4 separate regions of the Homo sapiens genome follow, and regions 1, 2 and 4 are each linked to region 3. Evidence: chromatin contacts called from ENCODE Hi-C or POLR2A ChIA-PET data. All regions are on one chromosome and are shown on one strand. The core of a region is the stretch at or near the end of the contact, and the rest is flanking DNA. Distances in the headings are between cores, read along the strand shown. Region 1 holds the start of HYCC1 (hyccin PI4KA lipid kinase complex subunit 1). Region 2 holds the start of CYCS (cytochrome c, somatic). Region 3 holds the start of BZW2 (basic leucine zipper and W2 domains 2). Region 4 holds the start of MALSU1 (mitochondrial assembly of ribosomal large subunit 1).

Evidence for each region. A loop is a pair of places that touch in the nucleus more often than their neighbours do. ChIA-PET counts read pairs that join two places held with the same protein, here RNA polymerase II (POLR2A). Pooled maps may share reads with other maps.
Region 1: a map of CD8-positive, alpha-beta T cell shows a loop between it and region 3 (18-fold over the local background). The contact joins the promoter of HYCC1 here to the promoter of BZW2 in region 3. A Hi-C loop is called at or near these places in 5 of 168 maps with a recorded cell type or tissue (B cell, CD8-positive, alpha-beta T cell, naive thymus-derived CD4-positive, alpha-beta T cell and 1 more) and 6 of 50 pooled maps. POLR2A ChIA-PET finds 5 or more read pairs at or near these places in 1 of 52 experiments (activated CD4-positive, alpha-beta T cell).
Region 2: a pooled map shows a loop between it and region 3 (14-fold over the local background). The contact joins the promoter of CYCS here to the promoter of BZW2 in region 3. A Hi-C loop is called at or near these places in 5 of 50 pooled maps.
Region 4: a pooled map shows a loop between it and region 3 (23-fold over the local background). The contact joins the promoter of MALSU1 here to the promoter of BZW2 in region 3. A Hi-C loop is called at or near these places in 4 of 50 pooled maps.

The regions. Positions count from the first base shown.
Region 1 is chr7:23,012,460-23,015,472 of GRCh38, reverse strand. It overlaps HYCC1 (hyccin PI4KA lipid kinase complex subunit 1), which reads left to right and starts at 1,343. Exons shown (of 11, transcript NM_032581.4): 1 at 1,343-1,548. RefSeq lists enhancers at 1,013-1,192, 1,353-1,542, 1,960-2,641 and a silencer at 1,733-2,002.
Region 2 is chr7:25,124,010-25,126,852 of GRCh38, reverse strand. CYCS (cytochrome c, somatic) reads left to right here and starts at 1,593. Exons shown (of 3, transcript NM_018947.6): 1 at 1,593-1,653; 2 at 2,726-2,843. The coding sequence starts at 2,734. It also overlaps a transcript of SPMIP4 not described here. RefSeq lists enhancers at 1,183-1,432, 1,580-2,123, 2,124-2,668.
Region 3 is chr7:16,644,595-16,647,500 of GRCh38, reverse strand. It overlaps BZW2 (basic leucine zipper and W2 domains 2), which reads right to left and starts at 1,320. Exons shown (of 12, transcript NM_014038.3): 1 at 1,213-1,320. It overlaps ANKMY2 (ankyrin repeat and MYND domain containing 2), which reads left to right and starts at 1,747. Exons shown (of 10, transcript NM_020319.3): 1 at 1,747-1,994. The coding sequence starts at 1,928. RefSeq lists an enhancer at 1,341-1,620.
Region 4 is chr7:23,297,445-23,300,645 of GRCh38, reverse strand. MALSU1 (mitochondrial assembly of ribosomal large subunit 1) reads right to left here and starts at 1,307. Exons shown (of 4, transcript NM_138446.2): 1 at 1,038-1,307. The coding sequence starts at 1,293. RefSeq lists an enhancer at 1,001-1,490.

The DNA.
Region 1 (3,013 bases), core at 94-2,593, 6.4 Mb before region 3:
TAGTGTAGCTTGTGAGGTCTTTTACAATCTCACCTCAACCTTTTGCTCCAGCCCAATTTTTGGCCGTTCCTCATCATTTAACCCCATCTACCTTCTCAACATTCCACAATGGCTCTGTGCCCTTTCACAGCTCCATGCCTTTGAACATGGTGTTCTCCCTTTCTGAAATACCCTTTGACTTTCTTCTCTGGCAAACTCCCATTTACCTTTTAAGATCCAACTCAAACATTACCTTCCTTGTGGAGTTCGCTGACTTTCCTAAACAGTCATTTCTTGTCCTCTGTTTCCATTGCTCATTGAACCAATCTCTATTGTCCTTATCACTGTAGTTTGTTATTATTTACTCATTAATCTGATCCTCCCTTTGGAGGGGGATCCTATCTGTTTTAGCAATCTGCCCTAATAATTACCTGAAATTGTTTGCTTGATACCCTTTTGATATCAAGTAATATATCTTCTTATTTATGTGCTTGTTATTTATGAGTTCAGCATGTTTGAAAAGTTCACTTAGTGTTTCTGGAGAAATCCTGCCCATTTCTAGTGTAAAGCTAGAATGAACTTCCTGTCTTCTAGGGTGGAGGTCAGTTTTTCTTCTAATTAATCCTGACCAGTCTTGAGAAGGATGTGGTAGGAGAGGTTTACAAGGTCAAAAACAGCAGTACTGTCTGCAGGCGCAGGTTCAGGTGTTCTCGGGTTCCAGTTATTATACAAAACATTTAGTATATGTTCAGAGAAAAAGTAGGGAGGAATGATGGAAAAAATAAAAACAACCCCCATGGAAAGAAAACTGAGGCATCGTATTTGACTTTTTCCAGGCTAAGCCCAAAAGCAATGATGTAGTGAGGGGGAAGTTTGTATTTCCATTTTGCAAAAACGTAATTTTTTTTTCCTCCCGGGATTTGATAAGATTTTGATAAATTCTTGTGAATTTAATTACAGGGAAGTAAATCCTACTGACTAGTAAATTATCAATTTGTTTCTCTTTTCTCACAAAAGAGAAACAAATTGATACCCTTCACATCATCCGGTAAGGTTTATTTTTTTCTGAGAAGGCCATAAGCCCTAACGGCTCAGAATCTAAGAGACCTTCGCTGATTGTCATCGCCTAGCGGCCACCGCAAACCTTACAGTCAATCAACTTCCCTCGGACGCCCGGATCACGCCCATTGCTCAGACCACGCCCACTCAAGGCGCCTCATGGCTCCGCCCCAGGCCCAGCAGAAGAAGATTCTCATTGGTGGAGAAGTTGTTCTGATCCCGCCCCGGAGGACGGCGATAGGCTGAACTGGCGTGGGGCGGTGGTGGTTGGCTGCTTGAGGACGGGTCCCTGGTCGTGCCTGTCAGAGAGGCTGGCGGCAGTGGTGGCTCTCCCGGCTGGGTTGTCAGTCAGTGAGAGGAGGGGGAAGATGGCTCACCGGGACCCGTTCTGCTAGGAAGAAGGGGAGCAGGTGGTGCTGCTACTCGGGAGGAAGCAGAGCAGCCTCCGTCGCTGTCGCTGAGAGCCTCACGAGTCGAGGTCCTGCAGGTGGAGCTCCGGCAGCCGCCCTGGTGAGTCCAGCCGAGAGACCCACGCCGGGCCCCCAGGGCGTCCGGCAACGGATAACTTTTTTTTGTCAGGGAGGAGCCGGGGCGAGGCGGCGGCGAGGACAGGACCGGGACTTTGTCCCTGGGGCCGCGGCTCCACTGGGGGTAACGGCTCCCGCGCGAGGCGCCATGGGTGGGTGCGAGGCGGCGCGGGGCGCTGGGGGCGGCTGGCGGGCGGGTGGGCTGCGGCCGGCGCTGCTCGCCCCGAAGTTGGGCGCAGCCTGCCCGCTGCCTGGAGGGCGGCAGCTTTGTGCGCGCGACTCGGGTCTTTCCTTCCCGGCGAGGAGCAGTCCAGCCTCCTGCTGTGACCCGGGTGCCGCCGCCTCGGCCCCACCGGCCGCCCCTCTGCCGGGTGGGCCTGGGGCGGGAGCCCCCCGTCCCCTCCCTGCCGCGGCGGATGCTCTGGCCTCTGCCTCCTCTCCCACTCGCGCCCTCTACTTCGGCGAGGCCGCCACTGTCCGTCCGGTCTGGTGGCCACAATGGTCACTGTCGACCCCCCGCCCTCGCCCCCTGGAGAGCAGCGTTGGCCCGAGTCGGTCTTTGGTCCCCTGCAGGGCGGAGAGGTTCAGACAGCAGCCACGCTTCCTTCCTTGGTTATTTCGCTGAAGATCTCTTCTTGAGCCCTTGCCCCTTCTTTCTATGAGTTATTCCTCTCCTGAGGCTCATTTTAACATACTCGGGAATCCTCGGGGGTTTGGCTGAAAATGGTTGCATTAAAACACCCCCAAGTTTGTACGCTTCCCCGAAATTTGCTGTCTGCCCGTCAGCTTGCACATGTGTGCTTTGTGAGTTTAGACATTCCTGAAAGATTTTAATTTTGCCTAAGTGGTTTAGTACTGCACAGAATCTGCTCTCTGAGAAATACACTATCACAAGCCTGGCAGCCGCGGCGCTCTTCAGGTAGGGGGAATTTGTTCCACCGGCAGCTACTTCTTATCTCAGAGACTGCCCTACAGGCAGTAGGGCCAAGCTGACCTTTTGCAAATTATTTATCCTTGGATCACACAGTAGTTTTTGGAGCAGGTGGGCCACCTCTTTGGTTCATGTAACACTTTACAGTTTGAGGTTTTCAGCTTTCAAATCTTATTGCCATAAAGTCAGAAAGACTGGGAGGCTTGTTTTCCATGAAAACATTCTACTGCTAACATCCACAGGCACCCCACCTCCCCCGACATTTCCAAGTATTTTTTTTTCTTTAGGTGAATACATTTTAAGGTTTACAGGATGAATAGTAGTCTAAACCACCATATTTTTGAAGTGCAGGCAAAGACAAGGAAGGAAAAACATTTAAGATCTGCTTGGCCAATAGTGGCTTCAAAGTCAGCTATTCAAATAATCAGTTCAATCAAACCAAGTGGCAAGGGGGAAAAGCATCACATATTTAGGAAACAAATTCTGGATTTGGCTCGTTTATCCTTATTCGATTTAT
Region 2 (2,843 bases), core at 344-2,843, 8.5 Mb before region 3:
TGCTAAAGGGAGTTCCTCAGTCTGAAAGAAAAGGACATTCGTAAGCAATAAGAAACCACCTGAAGGTACAAAACTCACTACTAATAGTAAGTACACAGAAAAACACACAATATTATAATACTGTAATTGTGTGTAAACTGTTCATATCTTGAGTAGAAAGACTTAGAGATTAACCTAACTTATCAAAAATAATAGCTATAACAACTTTTCAAGACATAGTATAATAATATATAAATAGAAACAAGAAAAAGTTTTAAAAGTGGGGAGAGTGAAGTTAAAGTGCAGAGTTTTTCTTAGTTTTCTCTTTGATTTTTGTTTATGCAATCAATGTTATGTTGTCATCAGTTTAAAACAATGGGTTATAAAATATTATTTGCCCTGGGCGTGGTGGCTCACACCTGTAATCCCAGCACTTTGGGAGGCCGATGCGGGTGAATCACCTGAGGTCAGGAGTTCGAGACCAGCCTGACCAAATAGTGAAACCCCATCTCTACTAAAAATACAAAAATTAGCTGGGCGTGGTGGTTTGCTCCCGTAGTCCCAGCTACTTGGGGGGCTGAGACATTAAATGGCGCCACTGAAGAAGAATGAATAAGGTCTAGTAATACAACAGGGTGACTACACTCAACAATAATTTATTGTACATTAAACAAACTAAAAGTATAATTGGATTGCTTGTAACAGAAAAAAAGGATAAATGCTTGAGGTGATGGATAGACCGTTTACCCTGATGTGATTATTATACATTGTATGCCTGTATCAAAATATCTCATGTACCTCTTAAGTATATATATATATTTACCTACTTCGTACTCATAAAAATTTTAAAAGGTACATAAATGTTATCATTGCATCCTCTTAATTTTATTTTTCAGTTCCAGAGGGATAATCCTGTCTCTGCCGCAAATGCAGCACCTTCCTCAGTCTTGGGGCGTCCATCAAGCGGAGAGCTGGAATGTGACTGAAAGTAACAGAGTATAGGTGGAACTAGAACAAGGTCACGAGCTGGTGCCCAACTCGTGTAACTCCTGGTTCCAGGCTGTCCCTCTAGGATGCTGTTGGCGCCAGCCGTGGTAGTAGGACAGAGTCTGGGTAAAGGTCGCCTGCTGACAAGATGGTAGCTAGGAGACCTCTAGGTGCGCCAAAATTAGGGCGTCTTTTCCTGGACCGGCAAAACGCCCTGCTCAAAGCTCATTACATCACCACGCCCAAGAACTGATACTTTAGCAGGGCAACGCACCAACCAAGCGACTCCGCCCCACCCTCCCCGCTCCTCCAGCACACGCAAGCGCACAGAGGCCCGCGAGTGACGTCACCTCTCCCGACACCACCTCGTTGTCGTACGACCAAAGGCCTGTCGTAACGGCCGGGAAAAGCCTCGAGAAGAAGGGCACGCACGCCGTACACCCTAACATGCTCGCCAGCATGCGCGCGCAGGTCCTTGGCGCAGGCATTGGGACTGGAGCCAATGAGGTGCGGCGACGTTACTGCGTAGCCGCCAGCTCGGCCGCACGTCAGGGCGCGGGAGCGCGGAGCGAGTTTGGTTGCACTTACACCGGTACTTAAGCGCGGACCGGCGTGTCCTTGGACTTAGAGAGTGGGGACGTCCGGCTTCGGAGCGGGAGTGTTCGTTGTGCCAGCGACTAAAAAGAGGTGAGAGCGGGTCGCGGAGGCCGCACCTGGTTAGAGGCAGAGCTGTGGGAGGCGCGCACTTGCGAGCGACCGAAACCCAAGCGGGGAGCATTCGAGTGGAGCCCGCGCTGGGTGGGAGGGCGGGGAGTGAAGACCCTGGACTGTGGTCAGACCGAGCTGGGCGAGTAACGGCTTGAGGTGCGGCGGAGCCCTAACTAGGGACAGGTATGGTCTCGGTCAGGGACTGGAGGCGGCTTGGATACAGATCCGAGGAGGAGGCGGCCTCTTCCGTAGTGGTTGCTGAAGGGCTATGGAAATGATAGGCAAGACTTCCCTCCTGGAAAGCCGAAGCTTAGAGCTTCACGTTCTTCTTCAGAGGGCAAAAGCTGTTGCTCTTCTAATAAGGGGCCAGTTCTTTTCGTGGGCACATGTTTCTTCCGTCAGTCGTTCTGACATCCTAGAAGGAGTTTCATCAATCACCTTGAAACCGACCTGGACGGGTGACCTCGTGGTCGCCCCAGGAGATCACAGGTAGGGGAGTTGGGATGTCCCCGGGGGACCGTGCAGCCTGCCCCTGAGCTCCCATTCACAAGTTCGAGTGTCAAGCTACTCCTGTGACCTGGGCAGATAGAAACAGCCAGGACCGCTTTTTAAACATTTGTGTGCTTTGCGTTATCCTCAGGGAGAGGTGGCTTTACATTGTAGTAAGATTAAATGGTTAGGTCTTTTTAAAAGTTGCGGTTGTGGTGATTTTGGCTTAATGTGTTCGCCCTTGAGCTTCAGATCTGTGACTTCGTGACCATGATTGTCTCTTCTGAAACTGGAGTTTGAATTAGGTTCCCTCTTTGCTTGGGCTTTAACGTTCCTTCACGTATACACACAAAAATACGTTTTTGAGGAGGTACTCCTAAAAATGTTTTTGGTATTAAAGAATATTTGGTATAAAGAGTATTAAAGCAAAACAAGATTCATTCTGGTATTTAATGACATAAATTAGCAATGGATTGGTAATTAAGTGGCTAGAGTGGTCATTCATTTACACTGTATTTGTTACCTGAGGAAAAATTTACTAAGTTGAAGCTTTCGTTTTTAGAATTAAATATGGGTGATGTTGAGAAAGGCAAGAAGATTTTTATTATGAAGTGTTCCCAGTGCCACACCGTTGAAAAGGGAGGCAAGCACAAGACTGGGCCAAATCTCCATGGTCTCTT
Region 3 (2,906 bases), core at 71-2,570:
GGAAAGATTTTTGCTAAAGGCAGGAAATAATGATAAACATATTCCAGGAGATTTCAGATGTTAGTGAAAGCTTCACGCAAAATAAATGCCTAAGGCCAGAGGAAAATGCATTTCGCTTTTCGTATGGCGCTATGAGAAGAAACAGTGGTCCTGGGGATGCTTAACAAAAACCACCTACATAATTACTCAAATATTTCTCTTTGACACATACACGTCTCTTTGACACACATATTGAGAGAAACATCAATACTACTCTGTAGGGAAACAACAGTAAAACATAAACACTAATTTCCAAAGAAACTTTCATTGATGATGTAAATATAAATCTGCACCCTGGAGAAATGACTGATTCCCGCATTTTAGCAAGCAAATCTTATTCTGAAATACACACTTGTATTTACCCCCATCTACCTATGGTCGAAGCTCCAGGCTACATATTACAGTTGAATGAAGGTTGGATTAAGAGGCTAATCTAAGGCTATATATAGGCAGCAACACCAATTTAATCTCCGCCCTCTCCAACCTCCCCACCCTCCACTCCCTATTTCCATAAATCTCAAGATCTGAGTTACAAAGAGAACCGAGAACTCTAGCAGAGCAAAGAAGCCCTTCCTTCCCCCTCCCACAGGCTGTCTCTCATAAACGAAGTATTAGTGCAAGTGTAAATTGTTTCCAAACATCTTTAACAAGCAACATTGGGCGATCAGGTTTTCTTCTACAGCTTCCACAGAGGCCAAAGAGATGACAAGTAGTGGGGAGGGCGAGGATCACCAGCGTAAAAACTACCTTCTCCCGAGTCTGTTCTCACTGACTCGCTAGTAATGGGGCGCTGTCCTTGCGACCCCTACCTAGCCCAGAGCCCCGGCCCCAGCCTCCCCGGGAGCCGCATCTGGCGGTGCCACGCACGAGACCATGTGCACCCGCCACTTCCCACCGCGTGGCTGGCCCCCGCCCGCCCGCCCGCGGTCCCAGGGTCTCCCGAGGCGGCCAAACGTTGCGAGTCGGAGGTCTTCATCCCAGGGCACTGATACCCCGTACGCGCCGTGATGATGAGGTGGAGCGGGGGCTTCTCCACCGCGAGGCAGGAAGCCGCCCCAGGAGGCACATGCTTCCTCCCCGCCAGCTCCTGCCCGATGGAAACCCCGGCGGGGCGGCAGTCGCTACTCTCGCAACCCTCACGGCGCCCCTTGCCTCACCTGGGCTGCTTCTCACCTGTCCGAGGAGGTAGCGACGACGCGCAAGGCTGGGGGCTGCGGCGATTCGTGCAGCAGCAGCGGCAGCAGCAGCAGCAGCAGCAGTGGCGGCAGACAATGGAGGAGTGAAGGACAGACACATTGACATAGACACACGGAACCCGGCGCAGCCCCGCCTCCCGTACCGCCCCCGTCTCCTAGACCGCCCCCGCCCAGACTGCGCCACTCCCGGGGGAATGGTGGGGGTACGGCGACAACCTGGGGCCTCTGCATGCCCCAGAAAGCCGTCGCTGAGCACATAACTGCCAGCTGTAGAATTTTCAATATTACATGTGGCGAAATATTTGAACCGGACAGGATAGGGGAGCGGAACGTGTAGGAGGAATTTAATTCCCCCCTCCAGCTTTCTGCATTTGGTTTTGTCCTCCCAGGTTGCTCCAATGGCGATCTCTCGCTACCGCCTCCTGCGGCTCCTCCTCCTCGGCAGGGCCAATGACAGGCGGCAGGCGGTGACCGCCGCAGGGCCTGCGGAGACCGTCCGCCTGGCTCGCCCGAGCTCGCCCGCTGTCCGCCAGCCCGCGGGAGGGAGGAGAGAAGCGAAGCGTTTCCGCGGTTGGCTACTCAGTGTCTTGGTCTCAAGTTGCCTCATTGCGGCTGGCGTTCCCAATACAGACGCATCGTTTCTTTTTTAATACTCCCTAAGAAAGGGAATAACCTTCAAGCTGGCGGGAGCAATGGTTCACATAAAGAAAGGCGAGCTGACCCAGGAGGAGAAGGAGCTACTGGAAGTCATCGGGAAAGGTACGGGTGCTGGGCTGCGACGCGGCCGCGGCCAGCCTGGCCGGGGGGCGTGGCGGAGCCCGGGGGGCGCTCCTGGCCTGGGTGACCTTTGGCTGCGGTTCTGCAAGGTTTGCAGCCTGGAACCGGGAAAGAGCGTTTCTCCCTTTGGTCTGGGAAAGGTTGCAGGGGCGGAGAGGTGGGGAGGCAGAAGCAGTGCTGGGACAAGAGGGGTAGTTACAGAGGCTCGGCCTCTAAATCCGCTTTTGGAAACGTACGGATTTCCACGCCCCGCCTTAGGTTAATGCGAGCTTCCCGGGGTGTGGACCCCAGTGTGTGAATTCTTCACTGCTCCCGAGGGATTTTGACCGCGGTCAGTCCTGGTAGTTTCAGGTTCTTAGGCGGGTGTCTAAATGACCCTTTAGACTTCCGCAGGCCGAATGATCTGGATCCTTTGCCGATCCCCGCCCCCGCTTGGGAGTGGAGGGCGCCCTTAGGGAGAGGGGTTCTTCATAAGGGTACAGAACTAGGTCTGTAATTTGCTGCATTGAGACTTCCGTATCCAGGGCCTCCCTGGCTTCCAGAAGCCCCGACAGCCTCAGGAACCCTAGAGAGACAAGGAAATTGGCGAGGCCTCCACACCCACCCCTCGGCCCACGTTGCACAGATGAGACCTTCTAATCGCGCTCCTTCGCGCTTTCTTGTCCACTCCCCCAAGGCGTGCCCCACTTCCGCAGTGCTGAGTCCCAGCGGGGAGCCCCGAGGACGAGCCAGAAGCCATATTTCCCCGGAGTCCCCGAGTGGACGTCCCAGAGGAGTTCCCTGCCGAGTCCCGTTACCTGGCAGGTGACATCAGCGTGACTGCATGCTTCTTCTGCACCCTCACGGTGCAGGGATGGTGATGCGTGCGACTCCGGGCAATTAATGTGGTGATTT
Region 4 (3,201 bases), core at 58-2,557, 6.7 Mb before region 3:
CAGGGTGCTCAGATTACGCAGAGCCACTATACATCCTTCGCTATTAACCATATGCAAGTAGAACCAGACACCAGTGACAAATGACTTTCTACTAATACTTAAAAGGAGCAATACACCACAATCACAGAAATGCTGTGCAAAGAAAAACAGCACCACAAAATGGGTAGGAGGTGATATCCTGGAGCATATTAAATTGAATCTCAGTCATAACGGGTCACAGAATTGTGAGCTGGAAGGGCTCTTAGGCAGTATCTGGTCCACAACCTTCAGTTGAGAGATGAAGAAACTGAGGCCTAGGAGAATTACTGTGGCCTAAGATCAGTCACTGAAAGAGCTACATTTTTGAGTAATTATTATTTTGAACCTTCCAGTTTTCATATAAAACCACCGGGTTATTAACAACTGTTACCTATGAAAATCTAATTTTTTTTCCCGTAAAGATTTAGATATTCTGATCTTCAGCTTGGAGTATTACAGGCTGTAAATTTAAAAGCTCGCCCAAGTTCTAAAGCCGACTCCAAAGGACCTAGTAGCTAAGCCCACTAAGGCCTCTCCCTCTCATACTCTACATTCTTAGATGTGATCTGTTTACCATTCTTAAGTTTCTAAAAACGTCAGCAATAACTAGAGGATATTAACTTGGACCCATCTCCTACTGGCGCTTCCTACGCACCCCTTCGCACCCAGACCCTGGCTCCTCAGAATCCTCAAGCCCCAACAGTCCCCACAAACCCATTTCCCAGGATCCTAGGAAGAGGGTAAAAGGAAGTGAGGACGGTGAGACTGTGATGCCAAGGGTGGGAGATGGCCGTCCGGGAGGCTGGGATTCTGCAGTTCATCTCTTGCCCTCAATTTCTTCACTGTGAAACGGGAAGGTTGGCGCCAACAACCTTTGAAGTCCCTTCCAGCTCTGGATGTGCAGGAGTTTTGTGACTCCAAGAGAAATGCACATAGAGGGGAACCCAGAGCCACCTTGGCTGGGACCTGACTCCAGACTGCCCGGAGAGGGTCGCCTTCGTTCTTCTCCACGCCCGTACCTGCCGCGTCCGATTCTGGGCGTCCCTCGTTGACCGTCCCCTCCGCCCGCTCCTCCAGCCCAGGCTCGCTGTGCAGGCCGCGGACAAAGTTTGGGGTCTGGCAAGCCCGGCAGAACGCTGCTCCTACGGGAAGCCGCTGCACGGCCAGCAGCCGAAGCCCGGGCTCGGCTCCAACCGCGGACCCCGCCACCGAGGAAACCGCCCTGCGCCACATTAGTGGGGCGAGCAGCCGCGCCACACGGCCGCCCGGCCCCATAGCAGCAGCCTTGCGTCGGCGTCGCGGGTGGGTGGTACTTCATGGAGCCCGGCCGGGAAATTCTACGTCGATGCGTGGGCGGAGTCAAGGCCTGAAGGACGGACCATGGGCGGAGTCTGGAGCCCGTGAAGACTGCAGTGACCCGGAAGAGCTACTTGGGGATTAGGGCGTGCGGGAATAAAGAACTAGTGTTGCTTGCCCACCTTGCTTTGCTTTGTGTCGCAGTAGCGCATTACGTTGTCACTTTTTTTTTGGACTCTGTCCACTAATGTGAGGCTCATGAAGGCAATAATTTTTGTTTCATTTTTAACTCTTCTCTCCACAGCACCTAAAACAGTTCCTGGTACTGAATGTCCAGAAGTTGCTGTTAATCTGATTAGGCTGGGATTAGGACATATAATCTACCCTCTCTCATTACCAGAAAATATTCAAGATTCCCTTGCAAATTTGAAATTGCGCGAGGAAAATCTGTTATCCTGGGCTAGAGTGGGGTGGGAGGCAGAGGTGTAAAGGACCATTTGGAAACCGTTCTTAGGTCAGCCCATCATCTACACTCCCTGTATGGAGGAGTTTACGCCCAGGGGCGGTACTGTGGGGACCAGCTCTGTAAGAATAAGGAATTCTGAGGTGCCAGCTGCGGTATTAAGTCACAGGACTTGAGAACTGCGATAGATTCCTGGCACGGGTGGGGGGGTGGGGGGTTTTGGGGGCGTGGGACGCCGCAGGGAAGCAACTTGCCCAGGTCATACACTTACTGACTGCGTCAGAATCAGAAGCCAGTTTCTGGCTTCTGAACTCCAGGCCTGCTAACTGCTGAAAGGAAGGCTTCATAGAGAGCAAATATTTCAAATGCCTGAAACAGTGCCAGACACATAGCAGGCACTCCAAAAATGTTTGCTACATTATTTTAAATAATTCCAAGCACTAATTTTGGGAAGTTTTTTAAAAATAGAGAAATTAAGCATTTGTGTATATCACACCAGATATGTACAACCACTTCAAGTTATTTTTGAAAAGAAGAAAAACATTACAGATTAAGTTTCCTCTGTCCAATTTTAGCCCCATCCTCAATTCCATTTTTCCACAGGCATGAACTTGGCTTTTCTCCCAGCTTCTGGCATCCATTCCGTGTTCCCACCCTTCTCTGAACATCCCAGACCTGCTTTACCACCTGTATTTGCCAGCTCATTTAATGGGTCATTATCCCTTCAAAACTCCCAAACCCTAGACTTCATTCAGTCCAGGATCTTCATACAACAAACGAATCTGTTGTCAAAATCCTGCTTATGTGACCTCCAAAATGTTTCTGTGAGTTCAGCTTCTTGTCTTCATTTCCACTGTTTCTTCCTTAGTCCACACCCTCATTAGTTCTTGCCTAATTACAGAGACTGCCTCCTACCTGGCTTTCCTGTCTCCAGTCTGTTTCTACTCTTTTCATCCTCCATGCTGCCCTTCTATCAACTACAATCATTTTCGCTTTATCTGCTTTTTGCTGTTTTTCAAACTCACCATACCCTTTTTTATTTTTATTTTTTAAAGAGATGGGGTCTTACTCTTGTCACCCAGACTGGAGTACAGTCACACAATCATAGCTAACTACATCCTCAAACTCCTGGGCTCAAGCGGTGCTCCTGCCTTAGCCTCCCAATTAGCTAGGACTACAGGCATGTGGAACCATGGCCAGCTAATTTTTGTTTTTAATTTTTTTAAAGACAGGATCTCACTATGTTGCCCAGGCTGGTTTCAAACTCCTGGCCTTAAGCAATCTACCCCACTGTAGCTGTGAGTATAGGCATAAGCCACCATGCCTGGCAACCTCACCATATCCTTTCAATGCCAAGCTTTGCATATACTTTTTTTTTGAGATGGAGTCTCGCTCTGTCACCCAGACTGGAGTGCAGTGGCACC